Linked DNA regions of Homo sapiens: regions 1, 3 and 4 are each linked to region 2. Evidence: read pairs that join two places in POLR2A ChIA-PET (ENCODE). Cell type or tissue: GM12878. All regions are shown on one strand.

What was found. ChIA-PET counts read pairs that join two places held together with the same protein. Peaks named below come from ENCODE experiments on the same cell type or tissue, not always from the same donor. Only the 100,000 strongest peaks of a DNase experiment are listed, where the experiment ranks them.
Region 1: POLR2A ChIA-PET joins it to region 2 with 5 read pairs; 7 of 35 experiments call an interaction of 5 or more read pairs at or near these places.
Region 3: POLR2A ChIA-PET joins it to region 2 with 6 read pairs; 4 of 35 experiments call an interaction of 5 or more read pairs at or near these places.
Region 4: POLR2A ChIA-PET joins it to region 2 with 5 read pairs; 3 of 35 experiments call an interaction of 5 or more read pairs at or near these places.

The regions. Positions count from the first base shown.
Region 1 is chr15:63,761,757-63,766,756 of GRCh38, forward strand. HERC1 (HECT and RLD domain containing E3 ubiquitin protein ligase family member 1) reads right to left here. Exons shown (of 78, transcript NM_003922.4): 3 at 2,340-2,435. Among named protein-coding and RNA genes, the nearest start is that of HERC1, 70 kb to the right of the region's middle. RefSeq lists enhancers at 3,376-4,133, 4,949-5,000. In GM12878, no CTCF peak of the experiment used is centred here; DNase peaks (open chromatin) are centred at 1,904 and 2,988; H3K27ac peaks cover 1,012 bases.
Region 2 is chr15:64,087,348-64,092,347 of GRCh38, forward strand. CIAO2A (cytosolic iron-sulfur assembly component 2A) reads right to left here. Exons shown (of 5, transcript NM_032231.7): 2 at 1,340-1,504. Among named protein-coding and RNA genes, the nearest start is that of CIAO2A, 4.0 kb to the right of the region's middle. RefSeq lists enhancers at 2,083-2,142, 2,193-2,242. In GM12878, a CTCF peak has its summit at 4,895; DNase peaks (open chromatin) are centred at 2,404 and 3,344; H3K4me3 peaks cover 3,036 bases; H3K27ac peaks cover 3,011 bases.
Region 3 is chr15:64,177,846-64,182,845 of GRCh38, forward strand. It overlaps CSNK1G1 (casein kinase 1 gamma 1), which reads right to left. Exons shown (of 12, transcript NM_022048.5): 11 at 2,503-2,609. Among named protein-coding and RNA genes, the nearest start is that of PPIB, 17 kb to the left of the region's middle. In GM12878, no CTCF peak of the experiment used is centred here; a DNase peak (open chromatin) is centred at 2,536; H3K27ac peaks cover 412 bases.
Region 4 is chr15:63,968,459-63,973,458 of GRCh38, forward strand. DAPK2 (death associated protein kinase 2) reads right to left here. Exons shown (of 12, transcript NM_014326.5): 4 at 2,965-3,103. Among named protein-coding and RNA genes, the nearest start is that of DAPK2, 76 kb to the right of the region's middle. RefSeq lists a silencer at 2,932-3,226 and an enhancer at 3,974-4,721. In GM12878, no CTCF peak of the experiment used is centred here; DNase peaks (open chromatin) are centred at 2,433 and 2,753; H3K4me3 peaks cover 883 bases; H3K27ac peaks cover 4,518 bases.

The DNA of each region.
Region 1 (5,000 bases), 330 kb before region 2:
GTAACATGTAATTAAAACAAATGAGTAATAATGGCATATTCTAATTCTCATCCTTGTATCTTTGGGAATTAGCAATCTTAGTTTAAAAGGAAGAAGATATAAATGTAAAGGTTAAGTAAAAATTCTATAGCTGTGAATTTGAAAGTATCAGTATGAACTCATTAGGTATCTTAGCTTTAAAAACACATGTATACACATCCTAGCTCTGTCTACCATGAATATAAAAACCTAGAAATAAGACCAACTCAGTAGCAGTAAGCATTTCTAGCACCCTGATTGTGGTCTTGAAATATCATTTTCCAATAAAAGAAACCAGGACTTTTTTCAGAAAACTAGCTAGATGATTCCAGATTGGGGGCAACAAATGTGTAAGATCAGCCAGAAACAATGAAACGTATCAGAAAGCAAGGAGGCTCTAAAAGATTATGAGGCTTATGTTAAAATAACTTAGGAACCACCCTGAAGAGACTAATAGCCAAAAATGAAACAACATGACCTTCACTGCAGATAATAATTCAATGTGCTGAAACTCAAATAGGCTTAAATCTGTGGGTTCATAATGATTATTTATTTATTTATTTATTGAGATGAAGTTTTGGTCTTATTGCTCAGGCTGGAGCACAGTGGCATGATCTCTACTGACTGTAACCTCCACCTCCCGGGTTCAAGCAATTCTCCTGCCTCAGCCTCCTGAGTAGCTGGGATTACAGACGTCTGCCGCCCCACCCAGCTAATTTTTTGTATTTTTAATAGAGACTAGGTTTCACCATATTGGCCAGGCTGGTCTCGAACTCCTGACCTCAGGTAATCCACCCACCTCGGCCTCCCAAAGTGCTGGGATTACAGGTGTGAGCCACTGCACCCAGCCCATGATATTTTTTAAATGAAGTTAATTGGCCAAGTTTGGAGGATGGTAGGAAGACAATTCATTAAATTGAAAACTGGTAAATAAAGAGCAGATAGAAAGAATCAAGCATTTATTCTGCTCTTCCCATATAAACTGTAGCAGAGTAATCAGTCAATAAGGGAATCTCTTCACAAAAATATTGCAACTAATTGTTGGGAAAAAGCTGAGTGTTGCGAGGGAAACTGAGGCAGGGCTTGCATAATGTCCTCTCGAATGTGTCTAGACTTGCTGGCTCCTTGCTTCTAGCTCTCCTAGGCTCCTATTCCCATTATCTCAAGTAGCAGAACATGTTCCATATAAATGCTAAACCATCACAGCTGTAGACCATGCGCCTGCCCTTTTGACCTCCACATTCTCACCACCTATTTCTTTGTTGGATTACCAATAAATACCGTGGGGTCCCAGAGCTCAGGGCCTTTGTGGGCTCCACAATAGCCATGGCCCCCTGGTGTCCCACCTTTCTCTCTCAAACTGTCTTTTTCTCAATCCTTTGAATCCACCGGACTTTGTCACCCCCACGACCTGGTGTTGGGTCTGATCACCCCAACACTAATAAAAAGAAACGATAGAATTAGAATATCATATTTTTGCAACAAAGCACAAAAGAATTAATATAGTCATTAAGCATCAAGGGCTAATACCACAAAGAGAGACAACCAGATAGAACCTAATGGAAGAATACATGTATACAGACATAACACCTGAGACTGATCAAGCCTCTGGATCCAGCTGCCAATTTATAGGAAATACAGAGGATAAAGAAACATAAGGAACTGCATCATGAGTAATCTATCAGTAAAACCCAGACTGTGGGAAATGCTACAGCCTAGAAAGCCTAGATTCCTGAACAAACATATTGAAGGAAAAGAAAAATGGAGGAGGGAACCTAGAGATTAAAATATTTAAAAGACTTTCCTTTTTTTTTTTTTAATGGGCAAGACTATAGTGTCTAAGGATGCACATCTGGTTGACAGAACTATAAAGAAATGCAAGGAAGTGGTCAAAGTCACAATAGTGGTTACTTTGGGGAGGAGAAAAGAGGTTATGACAAGGCTGTGAAAGGGCTTCTGCAATGACTAAGAAAATTCTTTACCTAGGTACATATTAGAAGGGTATTTATTTTATAATAATTCATTAAGCAATATATGTGTATGCTTTTCTATGTGTTTTACTTAATACAACATTTTTTCAATTAAAGTTACCAGCACATAATTCAAAAATCAAAATAAATGAAAGGGTATACATTGAAAAGAATGTCTCCTACTCACCCCACCCCCACCCTAGATACCCAGTTCCTCTCTCTAGAGGTAACAACTGGTGCCACTTCCTTTTGTAGCTTTTCCAGAGAAAATGGATTATTTTTAAGGGATAAATACATGCCATAGCATTTTAACACAAAGTTGTTAATACAAAAGCCACGATTATTACGTACCTCTTCAAAGAGACATAATGCTGCCTCGTAAAGGGAGCACAAGCCATCCGATGTTCTGGTTGGTTCTCTCCACTGACTCCGATCAGCAGATGAACCCTATAATTAAAACATTGCGGGACACAGCGTAGGAAGGGGAGAGACATATGCATTAAAATTAGTTAAACAGTCTACAAAAACAACACCTATTTGAAGACCTGTTTATATAATTATGTGCACTGAAACCAAATCCTAACATTAGGTCATGAAACTAACTTTTGCAAGGAAGTTTTATTAAACGAGCTGGCTACTGCATCACATGATAAATTAAGTGCCAATCCCTCACTGATTACCTGATTAAAAAGTGATTTATTCCAAGGGACACAGGGCTCTCGAAACAATCAAGGAAGTGGAATTCTGCCAGTTACACACTCTTTGGGTGACCAGTATCCAGAAAATGTGGTCTCAGGAAATACTCCCCATGGGTATATTGCCCACCTGCCTTCCACCTGACAGAATACAGCCAGCTTTAGTAATGACGTGACCAAAGCAGCAGAAAGTCTGTCCCTCCCTTCTTAGTTTCACCACAACCAAGGTCCCAGTGTTACAGTGTTACAACCCCCACCACCAGGTATGTCAGGTGACCATCAAGTGATGGTCAGGCAGTGGTTAACTGTCTCTCTAAAACAATAATTGACTGCAGCCAGCACCAGGGAAAGGCAGTCTCCCAACAGACAGAAAAAAACCCTGAAACTTGTGATCAGCAACTTGCTAATAAGATCTCAGGAGCTGGGTGAGTGGGATCAAGCATGCACATTAAGAGGCAAAATGGAGGAGTTTAACTGGTATATGACCTTCTAGGGTCTTGCTCTGTTGCCAAGGCTGGAATTCAGTGGCAAAGATTATTGCTGTGAAAAGGAAATAAAACCTTGAGACTCCAATTCACCCTGACAAAAGAAAAAAATTAAGCTGACGGCTGACTTATGCAAGAAGCTGCCTTTCCTTTTGTTCCGAAGCAGATAGCTACAGATGAAAGGGTGAATATCCTCATAGGTAACTACTCTCTGTTCACCTTATCTTATATAAAATGCCTATCTACTGAGCGCCAGAGAAATACATAATTCCACTATTCTGCTCCTTTTCTCTTGCAATTTGTGGATTCAGTAATGCGACCATACCCTCCTTTGTTCTCCTCCAGCCTGCTTACCCCCTTTAAATAGTGAAGCCCTCAATATCACCTTTGGAAAAAGGCACAGATCTGTGTAAACCAAAAATAAAATTCAAAGGCCCCCAGCAACCATCTGAATGGACTCCCTCCTATGGGAGGGCACTCTAAAATTTAACCTGAAGAACTGATTCAGGCCAGGACGGGAAGTGGGAGATCGGACATGCCTCATTATATCCATCCAGCGTTAACATCAATACTGATCTTAAGTCTAAAAAGAAACATTTACAGTCTATTCTCTCTAAGCCTGCTACTTGGAGGCTTCATCTGCATGATAAAACCTACCTCTCCCACAACTCCTTATTGTAACCCACACATTCCACTAACTCTTTCAACGAACGGCCAATCAGAATATGTTTAAATCTACCTATGACCTGGAAGCCCCCCACCTCGAGTTATCCCATCCTTTCAGATCAAACCAATAAGATCTTACATGTACTGATTGATATATTATGTCGCCCTAAAATGTATAAAAGCAAGCTGTACCCCAACTGCCTTGGGCACCTGCCACCAGGACTTCCTGAGGCTGTCACAGGCATGTCCTTAACCTTGGCAAAATAAACTTTATTTTATTTTTTTGAGACTGTTTCGCTCTTGTCACCCAGGCTGGAGTGCAATGGCTTTCTAAACTGATAGAGAAAGATCAATTTCTTGTCTCAGACACTTCTTGGTTTACACTCATCTCCCAGGCATTGTCCTTAACCTTGACAAAATAAACCTAAATTGATTTGCGACCTGTCTCAGATAGTTTTTGGTTTACATAACTCACTATAGCCTCAACCTCCTGGGCTCAAGTGATCCTCCCACCTCAGGATCTACTAATAAAGCTTATTATTAAGGCTTATTAACTATTAGTAAATATTAAAATGTATTTATACTATTAATATAATCATAGAGGTCAAACATTAACTTCATCAATATTAATCCGATTAATTTGATTAATACTAATTTATTTATGTTATATTATATATTAGTAATTAATTAAAATTAATATCATTAAAAGCATATTAGCCAGGCACAGTGGCTCACACCTGTAATCCCAGCATTTTGGGAGGCTGAGGTGGGCAGATCACTTGAGGTCAGGAGTTCAAGACCAGCCTGGCCAACATGGTAAAACCTTGTCTCTACTAAAAATACAAAACTTCTCAAGGTATGGTGGCATGTGCCTGTAATCCTAGATACTTGAGAGGCTGAGGCAGGAAAATCGCTTGAACCCAGGAGGCGGAGGTTGCAGATCGCACCACTGCACTCCAGCCTAGGTGACAGAATGAGACTCCGTCTCAAAATAAAAAACAGCACATTAATAAAGCTTATCAACTATTAATGAAGCTTACTTAGAATTTTTTAAGTTTCGTAATACATTAAAGGTTAGGGGTTTTTTTGTTTTGTTTTGTTTTTGAGACAGAGCTTCACTCTTGTTGCCCAGGCTGGAGTGCAATGGCACGATCTCGGCTCACTAT
Region 2 (5,000 bases):
CCTAAAGTGCTGGGATTACAGGCGTAAGCCACCGCGCCCGGCCTAATTTTGTATTTTTTTTAGTGGAGATGGGGTTTCACCATGTTGGTCAGGCTTGTCTCAAACTCCTGACCTCAAGTGATCTACCCACCTTGGCCTCCCAAAGTGCTGGGATTACAGGTGTGAGCCACCACGCCCGGTCACCAATGGGATTTTAATAACCACAATAATACCTATGGATTCACAGACCTCCAGTCCCTCAAGATGTGGCCTATATGGTGGAAACCACCAGCAGAGGGAACCCAGGTCAACCAGTGAGAAAAGACAGAAATCACAATAGTGGAAATAATAACGAAATAGCGACCTTTTCAATCTTTTTTATAAACTTGTTGCTTTTTAATAGGTGAGATAGTCCCATGGTTTGAAAATGTAAAAACATAAAAAGGTATAAAGTCTCCCTCCCACCCTTTCCCCCATCTGCCCAGCTCCCACCACCACTATTACCCGCTAACACCCTTATAGCTATTCATTTATGTATTAATATTATTCAGGCATATGCAATCAAATACAAATGTATGTTTTTGCTTTTTTTACACAAATGATAGCAAAATGATACTTGCTTTTATTTCTTAACAGTATGTCATAGAGATCTCTCCATATCAGTACATGCAGAGCTTCTTCATTCTTTTTTATAGCTGCATAGTATTCCACTGTTTATATTCACCATCAATGATTATTTAATCAATCCCCTACTCATGAACATTTGGTTTGAAATAAAATCCCTTTATAACAAAGCATATGTTCAAATACATTTATTGTACCTGCTAACAAATCCAAAATACTGGGAATCCAACCTCCTACCAGGACTTCTACCCATACTATGTAGAAACCAGAAGAGTCACTGAAAGGAGATGGTGATGGAAGCAATGCTAGTCTGACACCACCCACTCCAACCTCCAGAACTGAGGAAAAGCACTGGCCCACATGCACTCTCCATTAATTGTGGGCATATATACCTGGGAGGGGCAGCCTGACATAACTAAAGGAGAAGTGGAGTCAGGAGACCTGGGTATGAGCCTTAGTTTCACCATTTCCTGGCTACCTGATTCTGTGCAAGTCACTTAAACTCTCTGAGCTTCAGGTTCCTCATCTGCAAAATGAAGATAATAATATTTTAACTCAACAAGCTAATTGTGAGGACTACAGAAGATGAATACACGAACATACTCTGTAAACCATAAAGTGTAATACATACACTGTATGGTTTTTCAACAATGATGCAAATTGTTATTATGGGTCAATATCAGCAAGAATAACTTAGAATTTATATAAATATACATGTATGTACAGAAAAACTTACCAATAAGAGTCGCCAAAGAGCAATGAGGTACTGTTGGCGTGAACCTGATAATAACCAGATATTCTTCTTCATTTATCTCCTGAACTTCCACACAACTTTCCGAGACCACTTCCAGTTCTTCTAAAGTATTGGGCTTTTCTGGGTCCCGGATAGTTCTAATCAAATCTAAAGAATCATCAGAGATAAGATATTCTATTAAAACATGACTATTCTAAATAAAGATGATTTTGCCAGGCCTAATTTAAGCACTGACTTCTCTTACGTTTAAGCAAATAGTACAGCAACTCCCAGGTTTCTGACAGAAATTTTCACTACTGGTTTCCTCTTGAGAAAACTGTTTTCTTGGATTATTATAAGACCATATCCAGTTTCTCCAATCGGACATTGCAGAGAAAATATAATAAGAATGGAAACAGTGTCATGGAAGCTCAAGAGGAAGAAATAACTTTCAGCTTGAAAGAATGTGGTTATCAGGCTTTATAGGAGCGGAATCTGAATCAAGCCTTGAAAAATAGGTAACATTTCAATATTTGACATTTAAAGTGAAGGAAAGTAGCTGGGCATGGTGGCTCACACCTGTAAACCAACCACTTTGAGAGGCAAAGGCGGGAGGATCACTTGAGCTCAGAAGTTCGAGACCAGCCTCAGCAACATAATGAGACCCCCGTCTCTACAAAAAATACACACAAAAATTAGCCGGGTGTAGTGGTGCAGGCCTGTGGTCCCAGCCACTCAGGAGGATCGCTTGAGCCCAGGAGGCAGAGGTTGAGAGCGGAGATCGTGTCACCGCACTCTAGGCTGGGCAACAAAGCGAGACCCTGTCTCAAAAAAAAAAAAAAAGTGAAGGAAAGTAAAGTAAAGAAGAAGAACCCTAGTTTGCCTGGAAGCAGGCATAAGTGAAAGGTGTTTTAGAGTATGAGATTTGGGTCTGACCATCAAGTGTCTTTTACAGCCAGCTACCGGCAATAGCAAGTCCTCAAGAGGTTTGAGACAAGTGACATGGACAACACTGTGCTGTCAGCTGGTAACTCATCATCAGCTGCTAGACTCAGACTAAAAAGCAGAACCAATGATACCAGCTAAAAACACCAGGCCTAAAATAGTATCTAGGACAACACTGGCAGAACTAAAAGAAACAGAACGAGGAAGAAATTTGGGTGGGGCATAGAGCAAATGAGTTCAATTTCACACAGAATGATTTTGAGGTGCTTAAGGGGTTATCCAATGGAGTTTTCTAGCAAGTGGTAAACTGTAGCATAGAGTTTAAAACAGCATCAAAGCTAGAGTGGTTGTCAAACCCACAGGATTCACAAAGAATAAGTAGAACCTTGGCTGAACATTGGAATTACCAAGAATGTTTCAAAACAAACAACAAGGCCGGGCGCGTGGTTCAGGCCTATAATCCTAGCACTTTGGGAGGCTGAGGCGGGTGGATCGCCTGAGGTCAAGAGTTCGAGACCAGCCTGGTGAACATGGTAAAACCTCGTCTCTACTAAAAATACAAAAATTACCCAGGCGTGGTGCCGGGCGCCTGTAATCCCAGCTACTTAGGAGACTGAGGCAGGAGAATCACTTGAAACCAGAAGGCAGAGGTTGCAGTGAGCCGAGATCCCGCCATTGCATTCCAACCTGGGCAACAGAGCAAAAACTCCGTCTCAAAAACAAAAACAAACAAACAAAAAAACCTGATGCCTGGGCCCCAATTCCAGAGACTCTGATTTAATTGGTTTGCTGGCCTTTGAGTTTTAAAAATTTCTCGGGTTGTTCTTAGGTACAACCCAGTATGAGAATCAGTGGTATAAAGAAAAAAGAGACCCAACAGATCCATGCGAAGCACCTAACTTAGGGATCAGAATGAGAAACAAAAGCAAAAAGAACTAGAGGAGGGAAGAGAGGGATGGTTAATAACATTAAATGCTGCAGAAAAATTCAGGCTCATGAGAGCTAAAACAGGTCTTTCATTTGTCACCCCAGCCAGCTGTAAGAAAGCAGTTTCAGTAGAGAGTGCGTGCGCTGAAGCCAGCTTGCAAAAGGGGAAGCAAGTAGGAACTGAAAATGTCTTCCTAGGGCCTTAGCTGGGAAGGGAGGGACATGAAAAGGACAATGACTTTATAAGGAAGCTAGAACAATGACAAGGATAAGGGCAACTTTGAGGAGAGAAATTGAAAATATAAGTTGGGAGGAGCGGAGACTGGTAAAATAAGCAGAAGGGAGTGGGATCAAATATTTAGAAGTCTCAGTTGGCCTTGGAGAAGACAAGATTTCTTTCTTACTCTGAGGCTGGAGAAAGAGATGAAGGAAAGGAGAACAATAAAGAGAAATGGTGAGGTAGAAAGGAAAGAAGCAGAATTTTACATAGAATGTGCTTGAGGTTCTCAAATCTGAAGTTTTGTTTTATTATTTATCACACAAAATTATATGTAATCAGAAATGCAACTGGGAAAAACAAGAACAAATTCTATTTTCTCTTTAATTTGCTCCTGGGCTTGTCACTTGATTAGAAACAGAATTTTGCCAAACATGACGGCTCATGCCTGTAATCCCAGCACTTTGGGAGGCTGAGGCAAGTGGATCACCCACCTGAGTTCAGGAGTTCAAGACCAGCCTGGCCAACATGGCAAAAACCCGTCTCTACTAAAAATACAAAAATGAGCCGGGTGTGGTGGCATGTGCCTGTAATCACAGCTACTCAGGAGGCTGAGGTAGGAGAATCACTTGAACCCAGGAGGCTGAGGCTGCAGTGGGCCAAAATTGTGTCACTGCACTCTAGCCTGGGTGACAGAAGAGACTCTGTCTCAAAAAAAAAAAAAAAAGAAAGAAAGAAGCAGAATTGGAAAACATAGGCAAGAAAGTCGACAAAGCTTCTCTTTCACAGAGCTGTGTTATCATGGGACTTAGGGAAACAGAGTTTTCTGAAAAGGAATTTTCTGCCTCTCATACTAGGCTTTCTCCCCATAAGGCTCATTTAATTGTATTATATTCTTTATATGCCACTAAACCCTGAAATTAAATATCATCCTTATTAAATTTCTCTAGTTTTCTAGTTTCTAGATTTGAGAGGTTTGGCTTTACTTCTTTAAAAAGAAAGAAGGGCCGGGTGTGGTGGCTCATGCCTGTAATCCCAGCCTTTGGGAGGCCGAGACAGGCAAATCACTTGAGCTCAGGAGTCCAAGACCAGCCTGGGTAACATAGCAAAACCTCATCTCTACAAAAAAATACAAAAATTAGCTGGGCATGGTGGTGCATGCCTATGGTCCCAGTCAGTCAGGAGGCTGAGGTGGGAGGATGGCTTGAGCCCTGGAGGTGGATGGAGGCTGCAGTGAGCAGTGATTGCACCACTGCACTCCAGCCTGATTACCAGAGTGAGACCCTGTCTCAAAAAAAAAAAAAAAAAAAAAAAAATTTAAAAGAAAGTTCTCCTCATATTACTCCCCACACTAACATTCTTCCACAGCACTGCACTATTAAAATTCTTCATTTATATTTAAAACCTTCAGTATCCAACTGCATCCCACTACCTAGAACAATGTTCAACCACATCTTCACATTTAACCACAAACCCTATCCTATAGCCCCATCTATCTGTCATTTCCTATCTTCTTACCTCCATGCTTTTAAGTTTCCTCTTAGTATGCCCTCTGACCCTCTACATATCTAGATC
Region 3 (5,000 bases), 90 kb after region 2:
TTACTGCATTCAAAGTATACTATTAAATCCAAAGCTAAACTTCTAGCCTTCAAAGTAATAGCCACAAAGGTGAATTGAGAATGGGGTGGGAGCTGGGAACAGGTACGGCCATCCTTCAAGCTCTGACAATGTTTGAATCAGACCACGCTTGGTACAGTGGTTCTCAACATTGGCTACATGTTAGAATGACCTGAACTTTTAAAATTCCTGATGCTCGGGCCACATTTCAATAAATTAAATCAGAATGCCTGAGGCCAGACTCAGACATTTGTATTTTCTACCATGCCCCAAATGACTCCAAAGTGCAGCCAGTTGAGAGCCCAGAGGGTGGGAGTAACATATTGTTTATTTAAGATAATGTAATTTTGTATGGAAATCGAAAAACTGTGAGTACCATTAATATCTCCAAAGTCCCTGAGAATAGGAGCATGTTTCCTTATTAAAATGGCCTTTTCCTGGCATAACCAGCATAACCCTCACCCCCTTATATATCAGTGCCTTATACAAGCTGGGAGAAGAGCTCTGAAGCTGCCTACAGTTAGCAGGGGCTCAACAAAAGACAGTCAAGTCATCCTCATTTACTTTTGATGTATTGGGTAGGAATCCTCAAGCCCTGGTTTTCCAAGCAAAAATTTTCTTTTTTTTTTTTTTTTTTGAGATGGAGTCTCGCTCTGTCGCCAGGATGGAGTGCGGTGGCACAATCTCGACTCACCACAACCCCTGCCTCCTGGGTTCAAGCGATTCTCCTGCCTCAGCCTCCTGAGTAGCTGGGACTACAGACGCATGCCACCACACCCAGCTAATTTTTATATTTTTAGTAGAGACGGGGTTTCACCATGTTGGCCAGGATGGTCTCAATCTCTTGACCTTGTGATCCTCCTGCCTCAGCTTCCCAAAGTGCTGGGATTACACGTGTGAGCCACTGCACCTGGCCAAAAACTTTTGTGTGTGTGTGTGTGACAGGGTCGCACCTATCACCCAGATTGGAGTACAGTGACATGACCATAGCTCACTGCAGCCTGAACCTTCCAAGTACCTAGGACTACAGGTGCATACCACCATGCCCAGCTAATTTTTAATTTTTTTATAGAGTTGGGGTCTCATTATGTTGCCCAGGCTGGTCTCAAACCTCTAGACTCAAGTGATCCTCCTGCCTCAGCCTCCCAAAGTGCTAAGATTACAGGCATGAAGCACCACACCTGGCTAGAAAGGACTTCTTGAAGGTAAAATGAGTTCATCAAATAGACTGGCAGGGCTGGGCACAGTGGTTCATGCCTGTAATTTCATGACTTTGGGAGACTGAGGCAGGAGGATCACTTGAGCTTGGGGAATAGAGGCTGCAGTTAGCCATGATCGTGCCACTGCACTCCAGCTTTGGCAACAGAGAGAGACCCTGTCTCAAAAAATAAATAAATAAAAAAGATGGGCAGGAGACCAGGGGAATAGGCAGGAAAGACAACAATACAAAGTACATCTGGAAGGTGGAAGAATGCAGGTCTCAGTGGCATCTCACTAACTTACATTTAGAGGTATAAGAGTGTTCTGGCTTGTATTAAGCTACCTGGGGGCTCATGAGACTACTTAGGTACAATATCACTATAAATACGTTGTCTGCTTCAGAAAACAAGACCCTGGGATATCCTGAAGGTTCTCAAAGGGCTCACAAGAAAGGTCCTCCATATCAGGGATAGCAGCAGTTACTGACTCATGGTGTCTCTATCTCTCCCTACCTGGTATCTTCTTGAAGTCTAAATCTGGATCTAAATTTGGGATGGGGAAAAAAGTGGTAGAAATGCTGCTTTTGCAGCAGAATTGGCAGTTATCTCACCTTCCACCCCAGATTTTAAGAGTTTAAACACAGACCATGCAGCGCACCAAGGGGCTGGTGGTATGGGTGGGGCAAGACATACACATGCAAGAGAAGCAGAAAAGGGTGTGGGGCAACCTCCTTACCCTCCTGAGATGAGTATGACTTCCATTCTTTTCCCACACTCTCATTCACAGATGCAGACTATAATATTTTTCTTGCCTGACTTAGTCTCTCTGAAGCCAGAATCATTTGAGAGTGAACAAAATGGCCCTGAACTCCTTGTTCCATGATTGTACATCCAGTTGCTAGCCCACAATCAGAAATCGAATGCTATTCAGCATGGCCCATGGTTTAACAGCAGATTTTTCTCTATATCCCATATAGAGCAAGAAGCTCCACAGCCCCAAGAAGCTCATGGCTACTATCCACTGTAGCCCTGATAACATGATTCTTTCGGTTCACTATGTCTTTTTCATGTGAACTAGAAAAATGTGACTGTCTTCCCCGAAATCACAGCTAAAGAAGGGCAGTAGCAGCCTTAAGGTACCATGCAAAAATTAAAACAGTTAAGGAAGAAAGCTGTGGTTACAAGCATGAGAAATCCAGTCTGAGACGAGCAGCACACAGAGAGGAAGAGACAGAAAAGATTTTTCAACCCATGACTTAAGAGCCCCCTTGAAAGATGTACGTACTTAGCTTCCTCCACTACCTCCACCTCGGCATGAGCTGTGATTGGTGCATTGGAGTGGGCTCCCGTGGGATCATCAACATTCAGCTCTCCATTGGTTGAGCTAACCACCTGAAACAGAAAGACAGAAGTGTGTGACAGGCACCATGGCAACAGAAATCTCTTGCCAGCGCCAGACAGGGTCGCTAAACAGGCAGTGTCTGGAATGTTTGTTTTCCTGGGTTAAGGGATCAATTTAGGGAAGGTTCCCAGGCCCATATCATGCGAGAACACTAATATCAATGATGTAATCATATAATGATGATAATAACTTACATACTGAGTGCCTACTCCGTGTCTGACACTCTGCTACATTGTGTGTGTAAATCTAATCCTTACAAAAATCTTATGAAATAGGTTTTTTTACAGATGGAAACACTAACAAATGACTTAACCAAGGTTTAGAGTTAATATCTGTGAATTTCCATGAGGAAAATTTGTTCTAAACACAGATTCTTTCATATTGCAAAAACACACACATTACTTTGTTAAGTTAAAAATAACTGCATGGCTGACTTCTAAAGGTAAAATCACTTGGCTCCCTTGAATGTGATGGGTGAAGTCTAGTTCTCTCAGTTTATTATGCTATAATGATATAGACTTAGTGCTGATGTTGAAAGAAAAAGTTCTAAAAAGGAAGTCAACAGTGGGTACCAGAAACTATAAATAATCACACTTTCCTTCAGAAATTTCCTCATGGCTTTGAGCACTGGTTCGAAGTTACAAATAACAAGATTGTCACATCCTCTCCGACAAGAGGGAAGATGGTAAAAAAACACTCTCCCTTGGAAAGCCAGTCTTATTTCAACGATCTTTATTTCAGGTTCACTGCCATCCCAGTTCTCACTGATGGTCCCCGAAATGTAAGTGAAGGCTCTCACTCCTGTCATCTGGTTAATGTGGACCCAATCAGGCTTCTCTTGCATGTGTAGCTGCTTCTGCCACCTGGTTTCATTTCCAGCACATTATTCCTGTTTATGTGGGTGCTGGGAAGTGGGAAAAGGGGCCTCACTGCTGGACAAAACACTCTGCTTGTTAAAGACCTTGGCTGAAACATGGGAGAGAACACAAAATAGGATAAACAATTTGGATATCATATGCCCTTGGATAAGTACTTCCATCTATTTGAGATTGTTTCTTATAGGTTGATGAGAGAATTATACAAGAAAATGTATGAGACTGTCTAGTATAATACCTAGCATAAATAAGGGAAGCAGCATAGTGTAGAAATTGCCCTAATCAGCCCTAAGTTTGAACCCCAGCTCCACCAGTTATTTGCTGTGGGTCTTTGGGCAAGATCCTCAGTCTATGCCTAAGCTTCCTAATCTCTAAAATGGGAGAACAATGCTGCTTACCTAATGGTGTTTACTGTGCAGACAACCCACAGAAAGTGCTTAGCCCAGTGGCATGAGACATGGTAACAGCTCAATAAGTGGTCATCTTACTGTTATTCTCTCTCCGTAACTGTTTATTCTTATCTGCCTCTAGCTCAGGGGTCCTCACCAGCAGTTAATCCACAAAAATTTCCTGAATAGTCATAAAGAGGAGGGTGGGAGGAAATATATAGTACACGTAGCCTTTGGGACAGATAGGGTGAATACTACTTACTAGCAAGCTATATCCGCTATTATTTCTAAACAAGAAATAATTATTGTTCTCATTAGTAACCCGTTTTTTTTTTTTTTTTTTTTTTTTTTGAGAGAGAGAGTCTTGCTCTGTTGCCCAGGCTGGAGTGCAGTGGCATGATCTCGGCTCACTGCAACCTCTACCTCCCAGGTTCAAGCGGTTCTCCTGCCTCAGTCTCCTGAGTAGCTGAGATTACAGGTATGTGCCACCACACCTGGCTGTTTGTTTGTTTTGTTTTGTTTTTAGTAGAGATGGGGTTTCACCATGTTGGCCAGGCTAGTCTCGAACTCCTGACCTCAGGTTGTCCACCTGCCTTGGCTTCCCGAAGTGCTGGGATTACAGGCACGAGCCACTGTGCCCGGCCTCCAGCTGAATCTTTATAGAAGACTTTTATTTGTTTAAACACAGGGAGACTTAAAGATTAAAACGGATTAAAAGAGACTAAGACATTGTAAAAGACTGATGAGGCATATTGCATTGGTTAATGTGAGGCATGAACCTTGATTAAATCCTGGACACTACAATATTAATTCTGGGGACAACTGGAATTAGGTGGAATGTGACATGAACTATATATTAGATATTATGAAATTAACTTTCTTAGAATGTCTTCGTTCTTAGAAGATACAGGCTGAAGTACTTTGGGATAAGATATAATGATGTCTGCAACTTACTTTCATATGGTTTAGCAAGCAAACACACACACACACTTTCACTCATAGATTTAAAGCAAATATGGCAAAATCTTAATAATTCGTTCAGCAAGGTTAAAGATATACAAGAGTTTATTGCATTTCCCTCCCGATTTCTCTGTAGAGTTGAAATTTTCAATACAAA
Region 4 (5,000 bases), 120 kb before region 2:
TCTACCTAGCAACCAACTCAGCTCTCTGCTGGACAATTTATTAACAGAACTGTACTCACAGGGTTTGTTTTCCTAGTCTATGGGGCCCACAACACTGTAACAAAAGTTCTATTTCCTTTTCCTCTATTCTGAGAAGGGGAATAACAATAACAGCTACTATTACCGAGCACCTATTCCATATCTGGCACTTAATGCTTCTCTCTAACCCTTACAGCTCTGCCAGGTAGGTATTATTTGCATTGAAGCTGAAAAGCTGAGGTTCAGGTGTATCATGGTACATGGTAACTCAGCCTGGCTAACTCCAAGCCAGTGCTCTCCCCACCACAGCGAGCTGCCATAAAGGCAAGCCAAACATCACGAACCTGCTGCAGTCATTGGTGCCTGTTGGGCTCCAGCCACTCCTCCTACCAGACCCATTCAAGAAAAGACAAAGGAGCCCATTTTGAAGCAGCTCTCCTGGAGCCAGCAAAGACACAATAAAACAACAAGTTAATTGTCCACAGCAGTACCAGGAAGTCACACAGGTGCAATCAAGGCAGACCATTTCCTGCTGTTACTACCCTGAGGTCCAAAGGCCTGCCCAGGCCTCACCATCCTTGGTGACCCCCATTTTTACCCTGTGACGCCTCAGTAAAACTCTGGAAGACTTCTGTTGGAGGTATTAAAAAATACCGTGACAGCCAGGAGCAGTGGCTCATGCCTGTAGTCCCAACACTTTGGGAGGCTGAAGTGGGCAGATTGCTTGAGCCTAGGAGTTGCAGACCAGCCTGGGCAAAATGGCAAAAACCCATTTATACAAAAAAATACAAAAATTAGCTGGCCATGGTGGCATGTTTCTGTAGTCCCAACTACTTGGGAGGCTGAGGTGGGAGGATTACCTGAGCCTGAGAGGTCTAGTCTGCAGTGAGCTGAGATCACGCCACTGCACTCCAGCCTGGGTGACAGAGTGAGACCCTGTCCCCCCCAAAAAGAAACACCAAAAACAAACTGACAATCATGGCCAGACGCAGTGGCTCATGCCTGTAATCCCAACACTTTTGAGAGGCTGAGGCGGGTGGACCACTTGAGCCCAGGAGCTCAAGACCAGCCTGGGCAAACATGGCAAGACCCCGCCTCTACAAAAAATACAAAAATTAGCCAGGTATGGTGGCACACGCCTTTAGTCCCAGCTATTCAGGAGGCTAAGGCAAGTGGATAGATTGAGCCCAGGAAGTCGAGGCTGCAGTGAGCTGTGATCACACCACTGTGTTCCAGTTGGGTGACAGAGCGAGACTATCTCTATTAAAAAAAAAAAAAAAGTGACAGTGAGCCTAAGGAAGGAGGACCATGCTAAGGGGACTCATAGAAGGTCACCCTATCAGGCAGAGTAGAGTAAGAGCTGGGGTAGGGACTCATATGGGAACTGAGCTCATGCCCTGGCATAGCCACTGTGAGATAATGGACATGCCAGACCCTCTCTGGGCCAGGGGCACAAGCCAGAACTTGGGTGTCATCCAGAACCCTGTCCCCTCCTTCATCTCTACCTCTAATTAGGCACCTAATCAATCCTCAGATTGACCTCTGCAAAAGATCTTGACTCTGTCCTCTCCTCACATCTTACCTAGATTATTGCTTTAGCCTCCTAGCTGAGCCCCAGCCTCCAGGCTGTCTCCAGCCTATCCATCCTCCCAGCCAGAGGGATCACTCTGAAACAAGTACATGCTTACCTCACTTCTCTGCTCACCTGAACCCTTATCTCTCAGGGTAAAGTGCAAGCTCCTTGGCTTAGCTCCCAGACCCTTGTGTCTGCTTCCTGCACTGTTCCTGGCTTCTTCCCCAGCCACTCAGCACACACTTCCCATGCCTGTACTTCCCTGAATGCATTGTGCTGTTTTGTGACCATGTATTCTGCTGGCCTTTCTTCCTTATAAGGCCCTTCTCTTCTTCTATTTCCTACCAATCCTTCAGAACTCAACTACATAGCACTTTTTCCAGGGAGCCCTCTCTGATATCCCGGTTGGACTTAGATGTCCCCTCCTTTAGCCTCCCCACCCACCCTGGGCTTCCTTCTAGCATAGTACTTAGAGTTGCTGGTTTTTCTATCTCCTACACTAAGGTTCCTGGAAAAGATGAAGTAATCTCAGACAGGGCCTCAGTGAATTTTGTATCAGCAGCAATACCCAAGCACCCAGCACCATGCTTGAAAGACCACAGGGATTTCTGGATAGAAAAATGAAGGGATCTCCCCAGCAAACAGGTCATAGAATTGATCAAAGTTAGAGGACTTTACACATTAAGTATCTGTATAGGCTCATCAGTCTATGCAACTGAGCTCAGTTACTAAGGGAACTGATCCTTCTACTTTGACCACATTCTTGCTTTATGAAGTCCTATGTGGTCACAGTGAACTCTCTCAGTCCTGAATACCAGTCACCATAAATGATCAGTGGCCCCTACAAGCAGTTTTATGACCACAGTTTGGAGCACAGTAGGGGTTGTGAGTTGGGGAGGGCAGCCAGTGGTCCCTGGGCTCCAGGATTTACAAGCTCTGGTCAAGGGATGATGGAGGCTGCACTATGAATGGGTCTGGCGAGCCAGCCAACTTCAGCAATCCTCCAAACATTTCTAGTTTTTTGTTACTGAAAAGTTCAGTCTTGTGAAAGGTGTTTGGTTTCAAGTTTCCTGTCACTGGTCTACTTATTTAGAAAGTGTTCCCCCCTGCTCCCTGAAATAAATAAGGTGCCTGAAGTCTGATTTAAGCAGCTTCTTGCAGTCAGCTCCAGTGTGCAGAAAACCTGTTATGAAAAATGAAACTGAGAAGGTGGACATTTCCGTGGCATCATCTTTCCCATGAGCTCAGGGTTTTTCACTGTAAGATGAGAAAGAAGGGCTGGTCGGCACTGGGCCCATCCTGGGAAAGACACCAGGAGGGACTAAGCCTCTTCTTCCTAAACTTGATTCTTTTCCCTTTCTCCCCTTACTGACCTTGAGATCAAAGTGAGCAATTTTCTTTGTGTGAAGGTAGTTCACCCCATCCAGGATCTGCTTAATGAAGCTGGTGGCCTCCTCCTCACTCAGTGACTCCTTCTGGGCCAGGAAATCGAAGAGCTCTCCTCCAGACACTCTGTAAAACACCAGCGGGGGGAGGGGAGGCCCAGGCCCAGTCAGCTCTGCATGTCATGAGGCTGGGCTGATAGGGGCAAGCCCTCATCCTGACCCCCCAGGGACCTTGTATGGCAGAATCCCCCTGGCTTATTTCTGGGGCTTTGTCTGTCCAGTGCCAGGGACTGACTTTGCTCCTATTTGCTTTGTTCTTTCTTTTGGATCACAAGGGCAGGAATCACCCTGGAGGTGTTGTCAGAAGAGCCTCTGCTCCCACTCTAGGCCCTGGTCCCAGTCACCCTGGAGGTTGCCCTCTCCCCTCCATATGCCTGAGATGGCAGGGGACAAAAACAAGCAGATTATTTAGCCTGAATGTTTGCGTTCCTCCAAGTTCATATTTTGAAATTCTAACCCCCAAGGTGATGGTATTAGGAGATAGGGCCTTTGGGAAGTAATTAAGTCATGAAGTTAGAGACCTCACAAATGAGATTAGTGCCCTTATAAAAGAGACCCCAGAGGGCTTACTTTCCCCTTGCACTATGTGAAGTTACAGTCAAAAGACAGCCATCTATGAGGAAGTGAACCTTCATCTTGATCTTAGACTTCCCAGACTCCAGGACTGTGAGAAATAAATTTATGTTGTTTGTCAGCCACCCAGTTTATGGTTATTTTGTTATACAGCAGCCTGAATGAACTGAGAGAGGAAATTGGTACCAAGTGTGGAGTGCTACTGTAACAGACACCTAAAAATGTGGAAGCTGCTTTGGAATCAGCTAACAAGTAGAGGCTGGAAGAGGTTTGGGGTGCCAACTAGAAAAAGCCTACATTGCCATGAATGAATGGACTGTAAGGGTGGTCCTGGTGAGGGATCACAAAGAGAGGAGATTCTCAATCTTCTTAGAGAATACCTAAGTGGCCATCAACAAAATATTTGTAGAAATACAGATGGAAAGGCCATTCTGATAATGTCTCAGATGGATATGAGGAACATGTTACTGGTCTGGTCAATGGAGGAAAGGGCATCCTTGTTATAAAGTAGCAGAGAACGTGGCTGAATTGTGTGTGTGCCCTAGTGTTTTATAGGAGGCAGAACTTGTAAGCAATAAAAATGGAATATTTGGCTGAGGAGATTTCTAAGCAAAGTGTTGGAAGAGTGTCCTGGTTCCTCTTGACTACTTAAAGTAAAATGTGAAAAGAAATGGTTTAAAGACAAAATTGTTACTCAAAGGGAAGAAAGCTTAAAAGTATGCAAAATTCTCAGCCTCCTCATATTGGAAAACATAAGAAAACCTGTTTGGGAAGGAACAAAGGTATGACCAAGCAACCATTTGATAAAAAGATTAATATGGCTCTCCAGGGAAGCCAGGTGCTATTCATCAAGACAATAAGGGGATTAGTCAGCCATCTAAACAGAAGCCAGGACCTATTGTCCAAGACAATGGAAGAATAACCCTGAAGTCATTTCAGAGATCGTGGGGGTGAAAAGAGGGGTGTCCCTCCCATCACAGATTCATAGTGCCAGAGCTTAGAGGGCAGAATGATATCAAAGGAGGGGCCTCCACTGCCCAGTGCTGCCTCACATTGTGGGCTTTGCTCTCCAAACTCTGTTGCCATACTCCTCAGACATACCAGGTGTGGCTCCTGGAGGGCAACAGTGTGGCAAGCTCTGTGCCAAGCAAAGCTGGTGGGTGTGTGGCTGCTTTCACCTGGATTTCACAAGATGCCTTAGAGAGCTGGTGGGCCCCTGGGCAGAGAACTGCCTTTGGTGTGGGGGCCAATGTTTGGAGAGCAAAGCCTTATGGGCAGGGTTGCTCAAAGCTGCAGGGGCAAGACCTCCATTCCACCCCCATGGGCCTGGAGGGCAGAGCAATGAGCCAAAGATTCTTCTCAATGTTTTGTACTGGCTCAGAACCTGTCAC